3 separate regions of the Homo sapiens genome follow, and all the other regions are linked to region 1. Evidence: chromatin contacts called from ENCODE Hi-C or POLR2A ChIA-PET data. All regions are on one chromosome and are shown on one strand. Each heading gives the region's core, a stretch centred on a gene start or an enhancer-like site at or near the end of the contact. The rest is flanking DNA. Distances are from core to core; before and after follow the strand shown.

What was found. A loop is a pair of places that touch in the nucleus more often than their neighbours do. ChIA-PET counts read pairs that join two places held with the same protein, here RNA polymerase II (POLR2A). Pooled maps may share reads with other maps.
Region 2: a map of naive thymus-derived CD4-positive, alpha-beta T cell shows a loop between it and region 1 (5-fold over the local background). The contact joins two enhancer-like sites. A Hi-C loop is called at or near these places in 18 of 168 maps with a recorded cell type or tissue (A673, B cell, CD4-positive, alpha-beta T cell and 14 more), 23 of 37 single-sample maps with no recorded cell type and 23 of 50 pooled maps. POLR2A ChIA-PET finds 5 or more read pairs at or near these places in 1 of 52 experiments (PC-9).
Region 3: a loop to region 1 is called in a map with no recorded cell type, with 2.9 times the contacts of the local background. The contact joins two enhancer-like sites. A Hi-C loop is called at or near these places in 1 of 37 single-sample maps with no recorded cell type and 8 of 50 pooled maps. POLR2A ChIA-PET finds 5 or more read pairs at or near these places in 2 of 52 experiments (SK-N-SH and activated T-cell).

What each region holds. Positions count from the first base shown.
Region 1 is chr10:29,992,615-29,997,682 of GRCh38, forward strand. It overlaps LOC107984218 (a long non-coding RNA gene), which reads right to left. Exons shown (of 2, transcript XR_001747403.2): 2 at 1-650. Among named protein-coding and RNA genes, the nearest start is that of JCAD, 64 kb to the right of the region's middle. Within about 2 kb of position 2,422, at least 3 of the 41 ENCODE cell types and tissues checked have a DNase peak (open chromatin) inside an H3K27ac peak, as active enhancers do.
Region 2 is chr10:30,384,779-30,389,846 of GRCh38, forward strand. No RefSeq gene overlaps it. Among named protein-coding and RNA genes, the nearest start is that of MIR7162, 19 kb to the left of the region's middle. Within about 2 kb of position 3,138, at least 2 of the 41 ENCODE cell types and tissues checked have a DNase peak (open chromatin) inside an H3K27ac peak, as active enhancers do.
Region 3 is chr10:30,282,809-30,287,876 of GRCh38, forward strand. No RefSeq gene overlaps it. Among named protein-coding and RNA genes, the nearest start is that of MTPAP, 64 kb to the right of the region's middle. RefSeq lists an enhancer at 2,325-2,404. Within about 2 kb of position 2,228, at least 3 of the 41 ENCODE cell types and tissues checked have a DNase peak (open chromatin) inside an H3K27ac peak, as active enhancers do.

The DNA.
Region 1 (5,068 bases), core at 1,172-3,671:
CCGCCATGTTGCCAGGCACATGTGAGGGCAAGGAAGAGGGTGAGAATCGCCATGTTTGGGTGGACCCATTTTCTAATGGCCAGCATTTATTTGCATATCAGAGGTTGCCGGCCTAGCTCTAAGAGCCGGAGCTTTCCTGCTAGATAAGAAACTTTTCTTTAGCTGCTTTAAAAGAAACAAAAACTTTCCAAGGACCGCTTTCCCTATCTGCCTAAAATAATTTCTTATTAACTCCTATAACATTATGATGTTCACACGATGATGAAATTGCCTTCACATTTCTCATAACATATCCCCACTGTTAAGTGACACACAACTGTACCATGTGTGTTCCTTATTTTGTCTATTTCCCCCACTAGAACGCAACCTCTTTCTCTGACAGCCAAGGTTTTTGTCTTCTTGGCTCTCTGCTGTCCCCTCAGTGTCTAGCATAGATGCCCGAGTGAGGCTTATGATGTTGTGAGTGTTCATGAGTGTTCAATGAGATCATGTCTGTAAGGCAGCAGGAACAGTGCCCAAAGGCCAGGAGAGCCTCAGGACCTGGTGGTGTCTGCCATCATTGTTCTGACGGTGGGGAGGTGGCAGGTGACTTCTCTGTGCCTCACAATCTGTCCAGGGCCGTGCTGGGGTCTGTCCACCATCAAGGGCCTCTGCAAGAATAAAGAAGTGAGGTGCCTTATGTGAGCCCTTCAGGCACTGAAGCTTCCAGAGGGCCCCCTCCCTACCATGACACCGGGCTCCACCCCCAGCGCTCCCCAGGACAGGGCTTGAACGCTCCCACGGATCGCAGCAGGCCCCTCCGCTCCTGTCTGGCACCTCATTATCAGAAAGATGTGGACCCACTGGAGCGAGTTCAGAGAAGCGCAGCAGCCCCAGGGAGGCGAGGTCGCGGGCTGATTTACGAGGCAAGGCTGGAGGGGGATCACGAGAGCAGAAGACACCCTGGGAGAGCAACTATGAGATGTGTGCGGCTGGCGTGGGGTGGGTGTTTCTTGAAACATTCCAGGATGAAACAAAGGAGAGAAGCTTTGAGACTGGCTGTGGCGGGAGGTGTCCCTGACAAGGAAAGCCTCACATCAGCAGAACATTCTTTCCACAGGAGAGTGGGAGGCTACTATTTAGAAAGCAACAAATTAGACAAGATCCAGCACGGTGAACTGTGATTGATGAAACTCCCTGAACCAGCCTGGATAGGATATCTTTGGTCTCTAGGACACTCAAGACATTGCCAAGGATCCATGATCTTGTCATCCTCATCCTGTCAGGCTCAAAGAGCAACGAGGGGAGCATATTTAACTTGCTCAAATGAAAATAAACATGGACAAGTCAGGGAAAGGGTTGGGGAGAATTCTGGAGTGTTTACACATGACGATCTGCTAGGCCATGCCTCTCAATAAACCTATGCCTTAGAGAAAGGTTTTTCAGCCTCAGAGTTCTTGACATTTTGGGCCAGATCATTCTTTGTTTTATGGTGGCTGTCCCGTGCATTGGAGGATATTTTGCGGCATCTCTGCCTCTACCCACCAGATGCCAGGAGCCTTCTACACCAGTCATAATAAAAATGTCTCCAGACATTGCTACAGGTCCCCCTTGGGGGCAAAATCACCTCTGGTTGAGAACCACTGCCCCGGGTGAGCTGAGCATGAGAATCTGCTCTCTGTTCTGTCTGTCTTGAAACTCAAGGCTTTGACATGTTGTGAGCATCTTGCCATACTGAACATGTTTCAGAGATATTTCTTCTACTGCGCAGCTTGTGGATGTAATCCAGACACCCTGGGGTGAAGAAAAAGCTACCCCATGTTGGGCTTATTGAGAGATGATCTTACATGGAGACTTCCAGAACACTTTTTTTTTTTTTTTGTAGAGATGGGGTCTGGCTACATTGCCCAGGCTGGTCTCCAACTCCTGGCCTTAAGTGAACCTCCCACCTGGACCTCCCTAAGTGCTGGGATTACAGGCGTGAGCCACTGCACCCTCCCCCTGGAGCATTTTTCAAGGATCTCTTTGACTCTGTATGACTTTCATCTTATCCTCTAACTATAGAGCCTGATTTGTAAGTAGGGCGCTCTCCATCATAATAATCTTTGGCCACTCCTGGGATCATAAGAAAGACTGATGGATTTCAAAGTATTTGGAAAATAGAGGCAGGCAAATTGCTGTTCTTGAGAAGGGAGGTGTTGACAATTGTGCTAAGAGTGGAAGCGTGGCATAGAGGTTATGATCCCTGAAACTCATGTGGACAATGAATGCCTCGAGATAAAGGGTCAGCTGCTATAGCCAAGAGACCAAACACATGGTGCCTGAAGGAAGATAGATGTTTATTTCTCTCTCATGTAATGGTCTCCACATTGGAGGACTGTTTCTGCTAAATAAATCAGAGCATTGACCCTCACTGGCAAGGACCCAGGTGTCTGTCTTGTGATTTCATCATCTCCTAGGGTGTTGCCTTTGGCTGCAAAGCTGGGGCCAGGTCGTGAGATGTCATTGAAGGGAAAAAGAGAGAGCGTCTGGGACAGCAAATTCCTCTTGAGCAAGTGAGGCAGAAGTGGCATCTGTCTCTCTGAAAAGAACTTGGTTATATGGCCACACCCAGTCACATGGAAGGCTGGGGAGGGTAGACTTTACCTGTGTGGTCAAGTACTCGGGAAGTAGGGGAAAACAGGCCAGAGGAGGAAAGCAATGTCTACCGAACAAGAAATTCAAGTTCGAATCCTAAAGTAAAACACCCTTCAGCAAAGGACTAATCCATTTTTCACAGTCTCTCTAGATTGTATTTGATCTCCTCGAACTCCCTGCATGTCCCTGGATTTTGGGCCAAAGACTGTTTAAAGACAGGCATTCTGTCACTCCCAAAACACACTCCTGAGGGAGAGTCAGTTAAGCCATCTCAGGATAGGGGTTGCTTGAAAGCAGATGGGGGATGGCCCGAATTTTTGGTAGGTCCTCAGGGGCCTCCCTTGCTATGCTGGGATGTGGCCAAAATCACCTTATGGCTTTTGGGGGTTGTCAACAATGGGCAGACCAACATTTTCCTACTTCCCTGAAGAATTTCTGTGCTGGAGGAATTATCCTCCCAGCCTGGGGGCAAAGCTAACTGCATAACCAAAAGGCTCATGGAAAATAGTAGAAAAAGAACAAAAGTGGTCAGGTAAGGTGGCTCAGGCCTATAATCCCAGCACTTTGGGGGGCCAAGGCAGACAGATCACCTGAGGTTAGGAGTTCAAGACCAGCCTGGCTGATGCAGCGAAACTTCATCGCTACTAAAAATACAGAGTAGCTGGGTGTGGTGGTGTGCGCCTGTAATCCTAGCTACTCAGGAGGCTGAGGCAGGAGAATCACTTGAGCCTGGGAAGCAGAGGTTGCAGTGAGATAAGATTGTGTCACTGCAGTCCAGCCTGGGTGACAGTGAGACTCTGCCTCAAAAAAAAAAAAAAAAGTTTGGGAGGCCAAGGAGGGTGGATCATCTGAAGTCAGGTGTTTGAGACCAGCCTGGTCAACATGGTGAAACCCTGTCTCTATTAAAAACACACAAAATTAGCTGGGCATGGTGGCAGGTGACTGCAGTCCCAGCTACTTAGGAGGGTAAGGCAGGAGAATCACTTGAACTCAGGAGGTAGAGGCTGCAGCGAGCCGAGATTGCACCACTGCACTCCAGCCTGGGCGGCAGAGTGAAACTCCTTCAAAAAAAAAAACAAGCTAATTGAAAAGGAACAAGAGAGCCTCCTCTTGCCCTTGGTTTTTGGTCCAGGTTCTTGAGCAGAGTCCTGGGACCGGTGCCTGGACAGGACTAGGAAGGGAACAAAAATGAGCCCCTTCCTTTCCCACCTCCTAGACAACCTCAGGAAGGGCTAACCAAAGGAAAGAGACTGGGAGGGGACAGAGGACAGGTCAGAGGTGAGGGGGGGTGAGGGAGGGGTAACCGAGGGCTGCATGCCCTGCCCCTGATACTTGTTTTTCCTATGGGGAAATCTGATCCCAGTTCAACCCACCACCAAGATTCCCTGAACTCAGGTGAAGTAAGATGCCAGGCAGCCTATTTGACATGTACACAAAGCCAGCCCGACTCCCCAGTCATCTGCTGTTGGAAGTACCCAAAAGGACAGCTGCATGGGAGCTCTGCTGGTCGTCTGACACTTGTCACAAGCCCAGGGTGTGGGGAAAGGGTGGATTAACCACAGGAAGCCTGGCACAGCCAGAACACCCCTGGATCCTCTATCTGGGGAGAGTGTCTGGTTACCACGCGCAAATGATATGCAGAATTTCTCATGCCTGTAGAGTTTGCCGTGGTTCTCTGTTCTTAGGGGGGCTTTTGCGGTTAGCAGATGTGGCTGCATGGTAGAGTTTTATCAAATCACCGTGGCCTAATCCAAACACCAAGAAATTCTGATTTCATTGGTCTGGAGGAACACAAACAGCAGTCTTTCTGAATGTGCCTCCAGGACTAAGACCCACTGACATGTGGGATCTCAAGTGATCTTCCAGTTACCCCACTGAGAAAAGGGGGACGTTTTATGGATAAGGAAACAGTCTCAGAAAATGAGATGACTTGCTGAAGATTATGTGCAGACAGGTCAGTAGATTCTCTTGTCCAGAAACCACAACGTAATTGTCTCTTGGAGGAAAAAAAATAATGTTTTTAAAAGTGGATTCATAGGTTGTGTGGTGTCAACAGATACTGTGATTTTATTTGACTCTTACAAAGTGAGGGAAGGAAAGCCATCTGAGTATCTGGGACCCCACCTGCATTCTCCATGTGTCGTGCTCAGATGCGGGAGAGTAAGGAACATTCAGCCAGTGATTGACATGTGTTTCCAATGCATGAACATTTGTTCCACATGTTTTTGGGCTCTCCAGGAAGCTCAGCCATCAGATATTCATGTCTCATTTTTTTTTTTCTTGTCGGGCACAAGACAAGGGCTCCCTCCACGTTGGAGAATTCTACTCTCCCGTGGCTACCCTTGATCACTCACTGCCGCCTTCCTCGAGAAAATATCACCCCAGGGCCTGAAATCAAGCTGTCTAGTGCAGAGCCTGGAACGTCTGAATCTCAAAGACAGGCTTGAACTAG
Region 2 (5,068 bases), core at 1,888-4,387, 390 kb after region 1:
GTATCAGCTGCTTGAGCCAGCTGCCCCGCCGACATAGCTGCACAGCTGGCTCTCCCTTGCCTTCAGGGTCAGCAGCTTAACTCTTTCTCTCTCTGGGCATGAGCAAGCCCAGCTGTGTCCTGGGTCCCTCCCGTTTGTCTGCAAGATGGACAGCTTTGGCTCCCTCTCTCTTTCTCTGGGTGCCAGTGCACCCACATGTCAAACCATGTGGAGTGGAGCTGAGCCAAGCCCCCAAGAGCCATGTGTCTTATGCACAGCATCAACAGAGCACTTATACCTATTACAGACAATAGTGGCATAAAGCCAAGTATGAACTTACACAAACAGGTTATATTACAAGTGGAGGTGTGCACTTACCCGCCAAACTCGCGAGTCACGCAGGCTGGATATACGCCTCGGTCTATTCCTTGACCAAAGCACACCCATGTACCTTATAATGTGGTTTTGCCATGTTGGCCAGGCTGGTCTCAAACTCCTGGACTCAAATGACCTGCCCGCTTCAGCCTCCCAAAGTGCTGGGATTACAGGTGTGAGCCACTGCATCTGACCTGAAATGGCGTATTTTTGCTCAATTAGCAACACTTTTGGGTCTTTAATGTATTTTCTATGGCTATTTGATATTCACTTTATAGAGAATTAGTGCCTGTATTGTTGGACATTTAGGTCGTTTCCAATTTTTCACCATTGCAATGGATAATTATAAAAGCAAATAGTTGGAAACAACCTAGATGTCCAACCCACTATGGGGATGGGTTAATGACATGCTGTTATGAATACTGGAGACATATTTTGCAATTCTTAAAAATATATTATAAGTTGTAAAACTGCAGTATCTGTGCCCCCCACAAATCTATTTTGGAAATAGCTGTATTTGTGTGTATATATTAAGTTATTGTCAGGTTGTAAGCTTTACTAGCAGAGGGGAATTTTGAAGGCTTTAAAAGAACACTGAGCTAGATCTAGCTTCTGGCTCTGTGTGTTTATTGACTAGTGGTGTGCCTTGAGAAACCAGAAGTCTCTGAATTTCAGTTTTGTCTCTGTGTAAAATGAAGAAGGTTGAAATAAAAAATTCTCAGCCGGGCATGGTGGCTCACACCTGTAATCCCAGCACTTTGGGAGGCTGAGGCAGGCAGATCACGAGGTCACGAGATCAAGACCATCCTGGCTAATATGGTGATATCCTGTCTCTACTAAAAATACAAAAAAATGGGGCCGGGCGCGGTGGCTCACGCCTGTAATCCCAGCACTTTGGGAGGCCGAGGAGGGTGGATCACGAGGTCAGGAGATCGAGACAATCCTGGCTAACATGGTGAAACCCCATCTCTACTAAAAATACAAAAAAATTAGCCAGGCATGGTGGCGAGCACCTGTGGTCCCAGCTATTTGGGAGGCTGAGGCAGGAGAATGGCGTGAACCCAGGAGGCGGAGCTTGCAGTGAGCCAAGATCAGAGATCACGCCACTACACTCCAGCCTGGGTGACAGAGCAAGACTCCGTCTCAAAAAATCTCAAGTTTCCTTCCAGGCTCTGATCTTCTCCATGTGATTCTGATAGTTACCTTGTCTGCAGAAAGCCCTTAGAGTAATGGCACTGAGAATCTCAGGGTTCTGAAAGGGGAGATCACGTGCTATCACCATTGATAGTTGTTTTGTGCAAAACATGGTTTGCTTGCCTCTATTGGTGTGTTGCTTTTAAGTATGTATTTTTTTTTTAAATCAGACAAATAATATTAGTGGAACTCGGAATTTCAGGAACTTCATATGCAGTTGGTGCCATTGTAACAGTACTTTTCTTGTTTTGTTTTTTAGAAAGGGTCTCACTCACCTGCTTTTGAGAAAGCAGGGGGACTGGCTTTGGCTGGAGACAGGGTCAAAAGGGCTCTCCTGGAATGGCACATTCCCATCCCAGGGAGGGAGCTCTGTTGGGAACATGAGATGGACCAATAAGATCCATCCATTAGGAAAGTGGCCCTTGGTCTGTCCAGTTTTAATGGAGGAGGGTGCTTGGTGCAATGACCACTTCTGATGGGGAAACTATTCAGAGACATGGGCATTCATTGTTTTTCCCACGTGTGCCCCACTGGGGCCCAAACTTGAGGGGTGAAAAGTTCCAGGAGACAGATCAAGAGTGGTGTACATGCCATGGCTGCCCAGGCTGGGCTCTTCCCACCGCCCCTCGGCCCTACCCTCTGGAACCCTGGGCAGGCTGGCAGAAGCCCTTTTTGTGGTCTGGGCTTCTGGCCAAGATGCCTATGGCTTCCTAACACCTGTGTGGGGCAGTCTAGTGTAAAGATCCTGAAAGTAGGAGAAGAGCAGTTGATCAAGTGAATCCAAGATGTAACTAAAACTGTCTCTGATGGCAAAGCCTTTGATGCTGAAGAGTCTGGCCCATAGAAAGATGGCCCTGAGCATGGCACCTCTGACTAAATCCGTCACTCTGGCCCACTGAGCATATGAGCCCAGCCTTGCTCACAGTCGGGGCGGGAGGAAGACCTCATGGAGGCCACTCGATAACTGCACTTCCCGTCATAGCTGATTTCACCCACACCGTCCTCTGCCCCAGCCAGCCCAGCCCCGTCATGCCCTGCCGTTGCAGTCAGGGCTCTTTAGGGTGAGTAACAGAAAATTCACTCGAGTTGGCTTAGGCAAGAAGGGAAGTTCATTGGTCATTAAGTTAGCCACAGGCAGGGCAGGGAACAGTTGGGCCTCAGGAATACCTGGACTCAGAGTCACCAGCACTGTCAGGATTTGCAGGCTCCTTCCCTTGTCTCTGTCTCCATCTCCGCCTGCAGATCAGTTTTGTGCTCTCAGAGCAACTTTCCCCACAAGGTTGGAATCAGACTGTTGGCAGCACGAGGCTTCCGTCTTCCTGGCTTTGCCCCCAAGAAAGGATGGGGCTCCCCTCCATTAGTTCCTATTCAGAAAATTCCAGAAGAGAGCTTCTGCTTGGTCTGGTCTGGGTTGGCCGGGTAGCTGGGACACTAAATCTGCCAAGCCCTCTAGCGGCATGTGGTTGAAGAAAGGTGGAGAGATGTATTAGTCAGTTCAGGGTGCCATGCCAAAATACCACAGACTGGGTGGCTTAAACCACAAATATTTATTTCTCCCAGTTCTGGAGGCTAGGAAATCCAAGATCAAAGTGCCACCAAGGTAGGTTTCATTCTGAGGCCTCTTCTCTTGGTCTGTAGGTGGCTGCCATATCGTGTGCTCACATGATCTCTTCTTTGTATTTGTGCAGAGAGAGAGTGAGTGCACTCTCTGGTGTCTCCTCTTATAAGGACACTAATTCTATGGAATCAGGGCCCCACCCTTAGGACCTCATTCAACCTTAATGACTCCCTGAGAGGCCTCATCTCCAAATACAGCCACACAAAGGTTTAGGGCTTCAACATATGAATTTGGAGGAGACAGAGACATTCAGTCCATGATGGGAAGAAAAACTATTCACCAAAAAAGGGATGCAGTGGCCAGAAAAGGGGGCAGATGAAACTACAGATGCTCTCCCCATTTCCCCCAATACATAACACACACACACACACACACACACACACACACACACACACAAACACACACACACACAGCCCTGCCTTTGCCCTTTCCCAACAAGGCCACTCCCCACCCCATGTTTATTTACCTGCCTCCTATCCTGCTCTCTGAAGCTGCCCCTTCCCCTAAGTTGTCCTGTTGCTCACTGAATGCTACACACAGGTAGGTGCATGTAAATGTAGCCAGATACTACATGGTCCTCCTGGACCATGTGTGTTCTGAGCCCCACCATGGGACTGGGCAGGAAGTAGGTATCACCCATGTCTATTGTCCTCAGGCAGAGCCTAGCTCTGGGACACGAGCTCAGTGGGTGCTGCGGCTTTGTTGGGTTCACCTCAGGCCCCCTTACCCCCAATCCACTTATAAGGTTCCCAGGGCCTTGATACCTCTGTCCTTGGAAGAAAAGAATGTGATTACCTAGCTCACACAAACCTGCTGGTGGCTTCCCGTAATAGAAGGACATAATTTTCTAGTTCAAAAGAGTCTATCAAGTGACAAGCACAGTGAATGAAGAAAGACCTACAACAAGGCACATCATTGGGAAATTCCAGAAAACCAAGGATAGAGAGAAAATCCTAAAATCTTCCAGAGAGAAAAGACAGGTCATATATAAAGAGCCAAGACTCCGCATGACACTGCCTTCTTCCCAACAACACCGGGAGCTGGAAAATAATACAGCAATATTTCCCAATGTGAGGAGAAGTTACGTTTAAATTAGAGCATTATATCCAGCCAAACTATTAATCAGGAGTTGGGGTAGAACAATGACATTTTAAAATATGTGGGAGTCAGCAAGCTTGGCTTCCATTCACTCTTTCTCAGGAAGCCACTGGAAGATGTATTGCAGCACAATGAGAGGGTAAACCAAGGAAAAAGAAGATATGGGGCCAGGGAACGGGAGATGCACACAGAAGAGGCAGCAGAAAATTCAGAGAAATGCCAGGATGCCAGCCGTGCCATGGGCTGAGAGAGCTGAGTCCAGTTTGGAGCATAAGGATGGAGGGCAAGGGAGAAAGGGATGCCTCCTGGAAAATAACAGGGCTGATAGGGTAGCTGGTGTATCTTAGTTTTTGGATAATTATTACTAGGCATTTCATAGATCAGTTGGAGCATCTGGGGAAAAAAAAGTAGTTAATAGGGACAAAAACGTATAAGCAAATGAAGGGAAACAATCTGAAGCAATTATCAGCTCCAGGGGAAAAAAAGGAAAGAAATGAAACAAATTCAGTGCAGGACTTGGCTTAGGAAACAAAATTTAGATATCTATAAGACTGTAAATGCATTTGATTTCATAAGATTGTGATCCAGTCAAATTGGTAGAATGGAGGCTCCCTTACTTGTAAGGGAGGTAAGCCTTATACTCTGTTATGCCAGGAAGTCGACAGATGCTGAGGAAAACAAATCAAGAAATAGCAACATAAGCATTATTTAGAAATATGATTATACCAGAGGAAGTAGCAAAATGAGTTTAAAGTGATGGCCTCTGGGAATTAGGACTCAAAGGCAAGAAAGGAAAGGGCAGAG
Region 3 (5,068 bases), core at 978-3,477, 290 kb after region 1:
AACCCAGGAGGTGGAGGCTGCAGTGAGCTGAGATCGCGCCACTGCACTCCAGCCTGAGCAATAGACCAAGACCCTGTCTCAAAAAAAAAAAAAAAAAAGAAAGAAAGAAAAGGAAAAAAGAAAAGAAAAGAAAAAGAAAAAAAAGAGAAATACCTGACACTGGATAATTTATCAAGAAAAGAGGTTTAATTAGCTCATGGTTCTGCAGGCTGTACAGGAAGCATAACACAGGCATGTGCTTCTGGGAAGGCCTCAGGAAGCTTACAATCATGGTAGAAAGTGAAGGGGGAGCAGGTATCTCACATGGTGGGAACAGGAGAGAGAGCGAGAGAGTGAGAGTGAGGTGCCATGCTTTTAAACAGCCAGATCTTGCAAGAAGTCACTCACTATTGCAAGGACAGCACCAAGAGGATGGTGGGATGACGCTAAGTCATTTATGAGAAAGCCACCCCTATGATCCAATCATCTCCCACCAGGCCCCAAATCCAATACTGGGGATTACAATTCAACATGAGATTTGGGCGGAGACACACATCCAAACCATAACAATCACCAAGGGACAAGTTAAAGAAGTTTGTGGGCTCAAGCAGTTGACTTCTATGCAGCCATTAAAATATATGTCCCCAACAGAAGGCAGGCTTCCACGTATAACACATGTGACCATTTTCCCCAGGCCCTCTAGTTTGCAAAGGTGAGGGCAGAGCTCAACCTGTAGTGTAGAGCCTGAGACAGAGGGACCATGCTCCCTGTGTCCTAATGGGAAAGGGCTCTTCTTGAGTAGAAAGGTGATTACCAAGTTTTGCTTTCTCCTATAGATGAAACATGAGCAAAAACAGGGAAATGGAGACCTGGAAAAGAGAGGGCACAGAAACGGCCAGGTGGGTACACCTGTGATGCTGGTGGTGGGATTCGTTGGTGAACTACAGCCTGTAGGCCAAATCCAGCCCACTACCTGATTTTGCATGGCCCAGGAGTGAAGGATGGTTTGTTTGTTTTTTTGTTTGTTTGTTTTACATTAAAATGATTGAGAAATAAATTTTTTAAAAGAATATTTCATGACTTGTGAATAGTATATAAAATTCACATGTCATAAATAAAGCTTTATTGGAACATGCCAGACCCATGCACTTACATATTGTCTAGGGCTTCTTTCCCCCATGTAAAGTTGAGTAGTTTTACAGAGATCATATGGGTTCCAAAGCCTAAAATATTTACTATGTGACCCTTTACTGAAAAAGTTTGCTGACCCCTGCCTTGTAGTATGACACATGGATTTTTGGAAGAGTAAAACAAATTTAACATTTGCTGAGCACTCCTTCTTACCCAGCATGGCTATAGACTCTTCTCATGTATTTAATATAATTTTGTGAACAACCCTATAAGGCAGGTACTATTATTATCTTCATTTCACACATAAGAAAGTTAAGACACCTCGGTAATTTTCTCAAAGTCAGGTCATTAGTGAGTAGAAAAACTGGGATACGAACCCAGGCTGTCCAATTCCAGAGCAATAATCTAGTTAGATTTTCTGGCTTGTTATGGGATGGAATTCCTGCTAGCTGTCCCTCAAAAATGTCAGTATCGCTATGCAAACCATCATTTACTTGATTAGTCTTGCTGTGGAGAAAGGGATTGGGCTGTGCCTACACTTGGGGCACAACGGGAGAGGACACAACAGGAGGGGACAGTAGCCTTGAGAAGTGGCACCAGTTCACTCCTGGGCTTTACATTTGATGGCGTCATAGAATGGAGGAAATCATTGTGTGTGTGTGTGTGTGTGTGTGTGTGTGTGTGTGTGTGTGTGTGTGTGGTGTATACATAGCAAATGTCTCGAAGGTCCCATCCCAAACTGCATATAGCATTTGCCCTTCAGGAGTGAAATGGATAATGTAAAATTGGGAGCTGTCTACATTTTAATCCTACGTTGTTTGAAATTTTAAGTGAGGTTGTAGTCTTTGTATTGCTATTTTCAGAAACTCATATAAACATGGTGAAAAGAACTCTCTGGCCTGATTTTCCCTTTTGTGAGGTAAATTGACTTAACTCTTCTTTAAGTTTCCTAGGTTTTGAGAAGAGATAGATTATTTAATAATCTATTTCCCCAGGATGGCACCTAGAGGAAAAGATTATCCAGCCACCAAGAAATGCCCAGCTCCTCTATTTATGATGAACCTGACTTAATCAGGAGTAGAAGGCACATTTCTTCTTTTCAGAGTTACACAAGGGCCCTGGGTTTCCTGTTGACATGAAGATATTCACACCCTTCAGAGGATGGAACCCTTCACAAACAGCTTATCATCTGTTCCACTTTCTGCTCTTAGAGATGAAATAGGAAGTTTCTTCTTTGTTCAAAGATTAAGGAAACCACTGTTTCCCTGTTGAGATGGGGAAAGACGTACCATCCTGGGATCTTCATGTCTCAGAAGGATTATATACATTTTCCCTTGTCTTCCCTGCAAAGGAATGAGAGAAAGAACAGTCCCAGGGTTTGGCCACTGAAGGCTGGAAAGGGATGGCAGGGCCCTCCCACACTTAGTCATTACTCATGCATGAGGGCAGCTCCCAGCCCTCAGCTCTGGAGGGGTGGTGAGGGCTGGTTTTCCTGGGCTCTGCTAGGTATCTGCTTGGTATCTTGGGGAACTATCTCAAATTGAGTGAAAGAGCAGTGAGTGTTGCTTCCATTTTCGGTACACCACTGAAAATGAAGTACTTGTACAAGCTGGACATTTGAGTTTCACTTCTCTTGTAATGTTGAATACAGACTCCTAATTTAAAGACATGTATCTAAGGGACAAATAATTGCACTGATCCAAGAAGGGCTGGGCTCCTGGCTAAACTCTATCCTGAAGCCTGGAACCTTGGCCCTAAGTGAAAACAGCCAACCCCATTTTTCCACCCAAATGATTTCCTTTTTGGCCCACCCCGCCCCCTATCCTGTGCCCACAAAAAACCAGACTTCAGCTGGTAGAGGGAAAAAAAACACACACATACAAAAGCTGCTGACTGTCGGGGATACAAGCAGCTGAGTGGTGAGCAGAGAAGCAGCAACTGCGTACTGTAGAATATGGATAAACGCAGCTAACTTCAGACGGTGCGGCTTCAGAGGGGAGCCTGGCTGGAGACAGGCTGGGCTTCAGGGAAAGATCACCTTCTTCCCACTCGATCCCCTTTCCAGCTCCCCTTCCACCGAGAGCCACTTGCACTGCTCAATAGTCTTCTGCACCAATCATCTTTCAAACAGTTCATGTGACCTGATTCTCCCAGAATATTGAACAACAACTCGGGTGTCAAAAAGAGCAGGTGCAGAAGGCTGTCACCCTAACCTTTTACTGAGCTGTTAACACTTAGCCATCCACAGACTGCAGGCTGCAGGCTGAGTGAAATGAGTCACTCCAGTTCCACGAAGGGGGTCAAAGTCAAGGAAAAATCTCATCTTAACACAACCCATAATGTAATAGTGTGCAATATCTTTTCTAGTAATCACAGTTTTTGTAAAAAATCAGTATAAAGCTGTCAAGTTTTCTTTCTTAGAAAAGATCTGTTATATTTTTCTGAAATCATCTTCTTTATCTTTTGCAGGGAGGAATGTCCTTCCTTTTATGAAATTAAATAAGAGCCCCTATAATTTGCAAGAAACTGTTCTAAGTCCTAAGGAATTGGCAGCGAACAAAATGCAGCAAGTCTCTAAACTTGTAGAGCAAATTTTTTTCCAGAATAAAATGTAGCTTTATTATGACATAGGAAAGACTGCAAACCATTAGGGGAGGACGAGGAGTCAAATTGATGCAGGATTATTTTCTTGACTGTTTCGTGGGACTCGTGACAGGGGTGCCCTGTTTACTCAGCCCACCCCGCTTAACCCCTTGTAGGAGGGAGCACACAAGCAAATGAATGGAGGAACCGGCTGGCTGCTCCATTCCTTCAGGTCTGCCATGCTCCACCCCTCACAGGAGGGAGCATGTAGGCAAGTGAGTGCAGGAACCAGCTGGCTGCTTTGGTGCCAGCAGGAGCAAACTCCAGGCAGGCCCCGCAGCAGTGTCTAGGTGGGGGTGCCTGTGACCCCAGAGCCCCAGAGGGCGTGTTACAATGCTCTCTTAGCTCCACTGTCCACAGACAGCAGTGTGTTATCAGCTCAGTGGGCCCTTTGCCTCATCGTATGGGGCAGCTGCCCTCTGCCAGTGAGGGAAAGGGACCAGTGTTGACAGCCTTTTTGGGTATCAGCCCTTGGTGCATACTGAATCCTTGTTTGGTGCCCAAGAAGAATGAGGTCACATGAACGAATTGAAGGATGGTGGATGAGGATAATTTTATTGATCAATGAAAGCAGATCTCAGCCGAAAGGGGAGCTGGAAAGGAGATGGGAAGGGCAGGTTGCTCTCCCTTGAAAGCCTCTGTTTGACATCCAGCTGCTGTCTCTGAAGTCAAGGTGCCTCTTCCCAGTGTCCAGCTGCTTCTCCTCTCTACAGGCTGAGCCTGGGGTCTTTGTAGGCACAGGATGAGGGGTAGGGCAGGCCATAGATTGCTTTGGAAAAGGCAACATCTGATTGGCAAAAAGACGTTATTCAGAAAGAACCAATCAGGAGACAGTGGGCACACAGGGATAGAAGTTCTCACTTTGGGTGGCAGGTTTCAGGATTTCCAGAAGGTGGGGTTTTGCCACAGATCCACCCCTGTCTGCAGAGAATTTCTCTGCCTCTTGCCTCTATCCAGATAGCTCCTTAAAATGAGAGGTAAAAGGAAGACATAAACACCTTGGTAATGAAGCCTCCAACCACAGCACAATCATTGGATGTTTTTTCTCACAATTTTTTGTTTTCAAAGCTATAGTAAATGAAACAGCTACTTGAATTATCAAAAGAATAGCAGTTTTACACAATGAGAAGCATACATGCCAAGCAAAAATATAGTAGCACTTGGGCATAGAGTCCAGGGACCCTTCGTGCACCTGATAGGGAAGCCCAGGGCCTCGGTAGGTGTTGTGGGGGTGCTGGAAGGAGGCCAATCATGCTCCCAGCATATGGCTCAGCTCAAAGCACAACAGCAAATTCTAGAAAACAAATAAATATAT